2 separate regions of the Homo sapiens genome follow, and region 1 is linked to region 2. Evidence: chromatin contacts called from ENCODE Hi-C or POLR2A ChIA-PET data. All regions are on one chromosome and are shown on one strand. The core of a region is the stretch at or near the end of the contact, and the rest is flanking DNA. Distances in the headings are between cores, read along the strand shown. Region 1 has its middle 29 kb from the start of ACTN2. Region 2 has its middle 19 kb from the start of HEATR1.

Region 1 (3,844 bases), core at 461-2,960, 34 kb after region 2:
AGGCCGTGCGTAGTGGCTCATGCCTGTAATCTCATCACTTTGGGAGGCTGAGGCAGGATGATTGCTTGGGGCCAGGAGTTCAAGACCACCCTGGCCAACATAGTGAGACCCATCTCTTCAAAATAAATAAATAATAAAAACAAGAAACTTGGCTGGGCATTGTGGCTCACGCCTATAATCCCAGTGCTTTGGGAGGCTGAGGTGGTTGAATCACCTGAGGTCAGGAGTTCAAGACCAGCCTGGTCAACATGGTGAAACCCCATCTCTACTAAAAATATAAAAATTAGCCAAGCAGTGGTTGTGGATGCTTGTAATCCCGGCTACTTGGGAGGCTGAGGCAGGAGAATCACTTGAACCTGGGAGGCGGAGGTTGCAGAGAGCCGAGGTCGTGCCATTGCACTCCAGCCTGGGCAACGAGAGCAAAACTCTGCCTAAAAAACAAAAAACAAAACCCAAGAAACTCATGCTTTGGTAGGTTTTCTGTTTGCTTTTTTATGTTTCTATTTATAGTTGTGATTTTATATAGCATCATCTGTTAAATAGAGTTATCCTTTTAGTCAAACTGTCTTGGTTTTGACAAGGGAATTGAATGCAAATGATGTGGCTGGAGCTGCTCCTTGGGAAAGTCCAGTCTGCATGGGATGAATTCGATTCCCACCGGAGGCAGGTAGGATTCCACAATCATCCAGAGATGCAGTGATTAGCAGCAACTCTTCACTCTTTTGAGTTCTTACTCCACAGCCATACCAGGGTAAACAAGCAATCAATATTAGTTCTTGACACTGATTTGTAGCTGCTACTCCCCAAGGAGGTGGTAGCCAATAGACAGATGTTCCTAACATCTCTCTCACCTTGGACCCAACAGGCAGGGTAAGTTGTGCCGGCATGACTCCAGGGAACACCATTCACTTCAGGGGCATCAGAAATGTATATGGAGGCTGGGCATGGTGGCTCATGCTTGTAATCCCAGCACTTTGGGAGGCCAAGGCAGGAGGATCTCTTGAGCCCAGGAGCTTGAGACAAGCCATGGTGACATAGTGAGACTTCTCTATCAAAAAAAAAAAAAAAAAAGCCAACAACAAAAAGAAATTTATGTGGAGATGATGACAATTTTCTGGCTTATGGCTTCAAAGTGTCCTGAGGAAGGGGATCTCATTTGTAATTTGCGCAAAGTCTCCTTTTATGCAAACAGTGGGGCTGGGGGGATATGACCCTTGAGAGGAAAGAGGGCTACATTTCTTGGTGTTTTTAGAGTGGTATTAGCTAACTAGTTCCCTTCATCTCCAGTCTGCTAACATCAGCATCATGCCACGCGATCCTTACTGCGACTGGCATCCTAAACACTAGTGGAATCACGCCACCCTTAGCAAGTACGTCCTTGTGAGCCCTAGCTGCCATTTCCAGACCAAGAGACTCTTTCTTGGTCAATGCGATAACATCTTAATTTTGGCAATGGCTCTTTCAGTCTCCCATTCCTTATGTCCTCTTGGCAAAGCTTGTCTACCCCAGGGAAGCAAAATAAATGGATTTTAGCTTTGTAATTCCCCGTGCTGTTGACACTGACAACTACAGGACTATATAAAACCCAAGTGCCATTATCAGCTCTGACCAAAAGGAAAACAAGTCCAAGAGGTGTGCCAGGGTAGGAATTCCCATCCTAAAAAAAGATACGGATGTCTTCATTTCGCTGGTGAGCAGCCTTAGCCTTGACTATGTGCGGTCAGCTTGGCCGTGTAGTTGGAGTCGTGCTTGGGTGTGCTTTCAGGTTAGGCACCTAAAATATCTCTCCTTTTTTTTTTTTTTTTTTTTTTTTTTTTTGAGATGGAGCCTTGCTTGGTCTCCCAGGCTGGAGCGCAGTGGTGCGATCTTGGCACAATGCAACCTCTGCCTTTCAGGTTCAAGCAATTCTCCTGCCTCAGCCTCCCAAGTAGCTGGGATTACAGGTGCCTGTCACCATGCCCAGATGATTTTTGTATTTTCAGTAGAGACAGGGTTTCACCATGTTGACCAGGCTGGTCTCCAACTCCCAACTTTCAGTGATCTGCCCGTCTCGGTCTCCCAAAGTGTTGGGATTACAGATGTGAGCCACCGTGCCCAGCCTCTCCTCTTAAGGGTAAGATTATGTAGCAGCCCAGTCTGAGAGACAGGCCAGGCAGACAATTCTGTACACACTATAATTCAAAGGGTGAAGTCCTCCACCCTCAAAAAATCATGTATATTTATACAACAAGATTGCTTTCTCCCTGGAGGTATTCTTCTTTTGAAAGGCAGGTGTTCCTGCTAGCAATCCTGGAGAGGCTCATGCCTGTGTTCCCAGCACTTTGGGAAGCCAGGGTGGGAGGATTGCTTGAGGGCAGAAGTTCAAGACCAGGCTGGGCAACGTAGCAAGATCCTGTCTCAACAAAAAATTAAAAAATTAGCCAGGCATGGTGGTGCACACTTACAGCCCTGCCTACTAGACAGGCTGAGGTGGGAGGATCAGTTGAGCCTAGGAGTTCAAGGTTATAGTGAGCTCTGATTACACCACTCACACTTCAGCCTGGGCGGCGTCAGACACAAAATCAGCCGGCACCTTGATCTTGGACTGCCCAGTCTCCACAACTGTGAGAAATACGTTTCTGTTGTTTAAGCAATCCAGACTGTGGTGATTTGTTAAAGCTGACTAAGACAGTATTTGCTATCAAGAAGGGGGGTGCTCCTATACCAATTCCTAGAAATGTAAAAGTGGCTTTGGAACTTTGAAAGAAGGCAAGAGATGGAGGAGAGGTTCTCAGAGAGGACAGATGAGACCAGATCTCACTCTGCCCTGTGTCGGCCTAGGGTTTGGCCACATGGGCACACCAGCCTCTTCTGGGTAGATTAGCAGACGGGCAAGATGCAGGTAACCAAAAGAACAATTTCTATATAAATCTGTTTCTTTGGGTGTAGAAGTAGCTTGAAGGTTTTTAGGAGTTTTTCAGGTGCCTTTCTAAAATGACCTTTGTGCATTTGAAAAACCAAAACCATGAATGGAATCCGCTACATAATTTAGGGGGTCCAATGCAAAATGAAAATGTGGGGGTATCTTGTTCAAACATTAAGAATTTCAGGTTGTTGGTAACAGCCGAGCACTAAATCAAGCACAGGACCCTTGAGGGTGAGGTCTGAGACTGTAGGACTACGCAGGCTGTGCACCCATGAAACAGCCGTGAATAAGGTTTGTTCACTCTCTCTCTTGGCCAGAGTTTTCTTTTCTTTTCCTTTTCTTTCCTTTTCTTTTTTTTTTGTTTTTTTTTTTGAGGCAGGGTCTCAATATGTTGCCCAGGCTGGAGTGCAGTGGTATGATCTCAGCTCACTGCAACCTCCACCTCCTGGGCTCAAGCCATCCTCCCACCTCAGCCTTCCAAGTAGCTGGGACTACACCTGTGCACCACCACACCAGGCTAATTTTTTTCTATTTTTTGTGGAGACTGGGTTTCACCAGGTTGCCTAGGCTCTCTCGAACTCCTGAGCTCCGCCTTGGCCTCCCAAGTGCTGGGATTATAGGCGTGACCCAACACACCTGGCCATGGCAAGAGTTTTCTTACCTGCCATAAATTAGTGGTTCTTAGGCTGTGGTCCCCTGGAGAGGACCATCAGCAACATCTGAGAACTTGTTAGAAATGCCAAACCTTGAGCCCCAATCTGTGTTTTAACGAGATCACCTCCAGGTGATTCTGTCTCATGGCCAAGTTTGAGAGCCGCTAACACAGGCAATGACTAGAATGATAGATTTTGGAATAGAAGCGATCTTTGGGATCATGTGGGCTACCCACATGAGGATTTCCTTATTATGAGGGAATTAGGGCAGGGTGAGGCACAGTGA
Region 2 (4,003 bases), core at 1,424-3,923:
GCCAGGTTTGGGGGACTTCTTTGTTGCTGTTTATAATAATGCAAATGAAGTAGTACCATCTGCATATTCCCAGAGAATATCTATATTAGTTTTAAAACTTCTGAAATGCATGTGTTTATTCAAAAACATTTATTAAGAGCTTAATATGTCCAGAGGAGTTATGCTAGGGGCTAGAAACACAAAGATAAATAACATAGTCTGCAATCTCAAGTAGCTCCCACTGTAAAATAAAAAAAAGCAAAAACTTCTAAAGCTTTTTCCTTTAATACTAAAATGATAGATTTCATTATATTTTTCGATAACGCTAAGTTAAAGAAGGTGATATAAAATCATCCATTATCTTTACCACCTAGAAATAACCACTTTTAATACTTTTTAACATTATATATGCATATATTTAAAAGGAATGATATTTGAAATATCTACTGTTTTGTAAACTGCTTTTTTTGCCCCAGGAACATTTTTCCATGCTAAAATTTCTGTGAATACCTACAAAATTGGTACTATAATTTATAGGTATCATAATTTATTTAAATATGTTTATTTCTAAACAGGCTGTGGAAAATGACCAAACACACACACATACACACACACACACACACACACACGCGCGTGAGGATTGTGGGATTGCGGCATCCAAGTAAGACTCACTTTTAATTTCATTTTCTGTGCTTCACCTGATCTAGGCAGCCACAGGTAAAGCCTTTGCTCTCTCTAAGTTTTGGTTGTCTCTGTGTGCCAGGAAGGAGCATGGAGGCCAATAACATCATGGTACTCTTTTTTGAGACCATAAGGCAGAGGAACCTGGGTGGAACATGCATTGCTAAAATGTACACATCCTCCTATGTAAGTTGACTTTGAATGCATGAGTGGGTCTAGTTTCCCTGACCTCAAGATGCTAAGAAGAAACTGTGACAGATGGACTGTAAGGCAGACCCCATAACCTCTGTGCTGATTTCCATGCCTTTATCGAATCCCCTCCTCTTGAGTGTATGTGGGACCTGTGATTTGCTTCTAACCAATAGATTATGGCAAAGGTGACAGGATGTATGGGATTATATATATGGGATTATATTACATAAGCATGTAATATCCATCTTGCACAGAGTCTTTCTCCCTTGCTGGCTTCAAGAAAACAAGCTACTGTTTGGAAGCATTCTTCAGCCTCCAGCTAGAAAGATACTGTGACCCTCAGTCCAACAGCCCACAGAGAACTGAATGCTGTCAACAACCACAAGAGCTTGGAAGCAGATCCTCTCTCAGTTGAACCTGTAGTTCTAGCTGATGCCTATTGTAGCTTTATGAGACCCTGAAGCTGACGACCCAGCTAAGCCGTGCCTGGACCCACAGAAACTATTAAACAATAAATACATGTTGTGTTAAGCCATGAAACTTGTAGTAATATTGTTACACAGCAGTGGACAACTAGAACAGATTTCAGTACCAGAAGTGGGGTGCTTCCATAACGAAAAACTAACAATGGAAAGTGACCCTTGCACTTATTTGCTTTGCAAACAAGCAGGGGATGGAGGCTGGAAGTATTTTGAGGAGAATGCTAAGGAAAGCCTGCCTTGTAAGTAGAAATCTAGACACAAAGGATGCTGCTAGTAAGGGCTCAAAAGGAAGTAAGGAGGTGATGAGTATAGTATTGGAAACTGGAGGAAGGGGGAATCTATGTCACAAAGTGGCAGAAAATTGTTGCCAGTAATTATGTGAAAAGCAGAGCATGCAATTGATGAACTTGGTTATTTAGCTGATGAGATTTCCAAGCAAAATGTTGAAGGTGTCTCCTGCCTTATTCTTGCTGCTTATAGCAAAATGTGAGAGGAGAGAGACAAACTGAGGGAAGAATGATTAAACAGAATGGAACCAGGACTTCATGATTTTGGTAAACAGAATGGAACCAGGACTTCATGATTTTGGAGACTCTCAGCGTTTCCAGATGGCAAAGATGTTAAGATAAAGAAATGGCTTCTGAGAACAGTTAGGACTGTAAGGTATGAAGATAAAGCTGAGGATGCTACTGTATCATCTTTTGTTAAGACCTCAGAAAGATCAGAGGATCAGAGAAGCATTCAGTCACACAAAGGACTTTCAAGAAATTAAGCATGTGCCTCATGGAACCTTTCCATCAAAACTGAGAGCCTCCAGGCAGCTTAAGAGTGTTGTCTTTCAGCCCTCTCATCAGGGACCTACAATTGAGGTCTCGACAAGGTCTGTGGATGTGATCTTTGCCTGATAGAGTGAAAACCAGGAAAATTCACAGGAAACCCACTAAGTATTTGAGGAAAGAGTATTTCAGCAAGACACTGCCAGCTTTGAAGGGACAAAGAGTACGAAATGAGAGGAGGATGTCAGTCCTTCCAAATCCTACTGGCAGGAAGCAGACCAATAAAACTATTCAGTTGCAAACACACGTTACCTTTCATGAAAAAAGGATGACTCAGAGGGTAGAACCAAGAATCCGATGGGTGGAGCCAAGTGCTACAAAGAATTATTCTCAAGCCTTGAAATCTAAAAAAGAAACTCCCAATATTTGCTTGATTGGATTTCAGAATTTCTACTCACAAGTCACTTATTTATATCTTTTATTTTGGCTCCTTTTGAATGGGAATGTTTATAGCTGTTATAATAGATCTATACCACCATTCTATGTTGGGTGTGGGGAGTGGGGACCAGATAACTTGCCTCTCATGGGAAACAGAACTTAATCTAATCTTCTGAGGAATGTTGATGGATATGACTAACCATATGTACTGTTAAGTAGACACAGTGCTCAAGATAACCCTAAGCAGTACTGATAGAGAATTATGAAAACAGGACATCAAGCCAGGCAATGGTGACTCATACCTGTAAACCCGGCATTTTGAAAGGCTGAAGTGGGCAGATCACTTGAACCCAGGAGTTGAGACCAGCCTGGGCAACATAGCAAAACCCCATCTCTACCAAAATAAAAACTAAAAAACAAAAATTAGCTGGGCTTGGTGATGTGTGCCTGTAGTCCCAGCTTACTAGGGAGGCTGAGGTGGGAGGATTGCTTGAACCCAGGAGGTTGAGGCTGCAGTGAGCCATGATCATGCCACTGCACTCCAGCCTGGGTGGCAGAGTGAGACCCTGTCTCCGAAAAAGGAAATAGGACATTAGAGTAAGCTTAATGTAACTACTGATGCTTGTTGAATAACTGATGAGTATTTACAAAGGTAGAGATGAGGTATAACAATTGTAGATTTAATTCTAGATAGGTAGAGCTGAAAATTCCCTAGAAATTTATAGCCACTCATGACTACCTGCATGCATGCATTTTGGATGTTTTTTGTGGATGCATGCGCTTTTGCTTGATAGTGAATTTAGCTAATTCTGTATTTATGAACTGGCATACTTTTGTGGATCTTGATTTCTTTTTCCCCCAACTTCTAGTTTTATAGACTCACAGATGGAGAGGAACCAGATCTAAAGAGCCTCACCTGCACCTGGATCTTATTTAGATTTTGAAATTCTGAATTCAAGCACACATTGCAGTGGGATGAGACTCTTAGGAACCTTAAGAGGGGTGAATATATTTTCATGTGGGAGAGGCATGAATCACTGGGAATCAGGGCAGACTGTGGCATATTGATTCTAAAAATGACCTCCGTAATCCCTGCCTCCTGGATTTAATCCCTTCCCTTGAGTGTAGGTGGGACCTGCGACTTGATTCAATCCACAGAATACAGCCTGCATGACAGAATATGTGTGATTACATGTAAGTGATTACATTACATATGATTGTAACATCAATCTTTCCAGGAGACTCTACTTTGCTGGCTTTGAGAAAACAAATGATTCTGGAAAGATTAATATGGCAAGGACCTAAGGAACTCCTTCAGCTAATACCCAGCAAGAAACAGAGGCCTTTAGTCCAATGGTCCACAAAGAAACAAATGCTACTAACAACCACATGAGCTCGGAAGCAGATCCTTCCCCAGTCGAGTCTCAGAAAAGCCTGCAGCCCAGATGACATCTT

Evidence for each region. Hi-C counts contacts between places; a loop is a spot of excess contacts on that map. ChIA-PET counts read pairs that join two places held with the same protein, here RNA polymerase II (POLR2A). Pooled maps may share reads with other maps.
Region 1: a map of psoas muscle shows a loop between it and region 2 (2.1-fold over the local background). The contact joins two enhancer-like sites. A Hi-C loop is called at or near these places in 1 of 168 maps with a recorded cell type or tissue (psoas muscle) and 1 of 50 pooled maps. POLR2A ChIA-PET finds 5 or more read pairs at or near these places in 1 of 52 experiments (HCT116).

What each region holds. Positions count from the first base shown.
Region 1 is chr1:236,655,906-236,659,749 of GRCh38, forward strand. No RefSeq gene overlaps it. Among named protein-coding and RNA genes, the nearest start is that of ACTN2, 29 kb to the right of the region's middle. Within about 2 kb of position 1,711, at least 2 of the 41 ENCODE cell types and tissues checked have a DNase peak (open chromatin) inside an H3K27ac peak, as active enhancers do.
Region 2 is chr1:236,621,163-236,625,165 of GRCh38, forward strand. No RefSeq gene overlaps it. Among named protein-coding and RNA genes, the nearest start is that of HEATR1, 19 kb to the left of the region's middle. Within about 2 kb of position 2,674, at least 2 of the 41 ENCODE cell types and tissues checked have a DNase peak (open chromatin) inside an H3K27ac peak, as active enhancers do.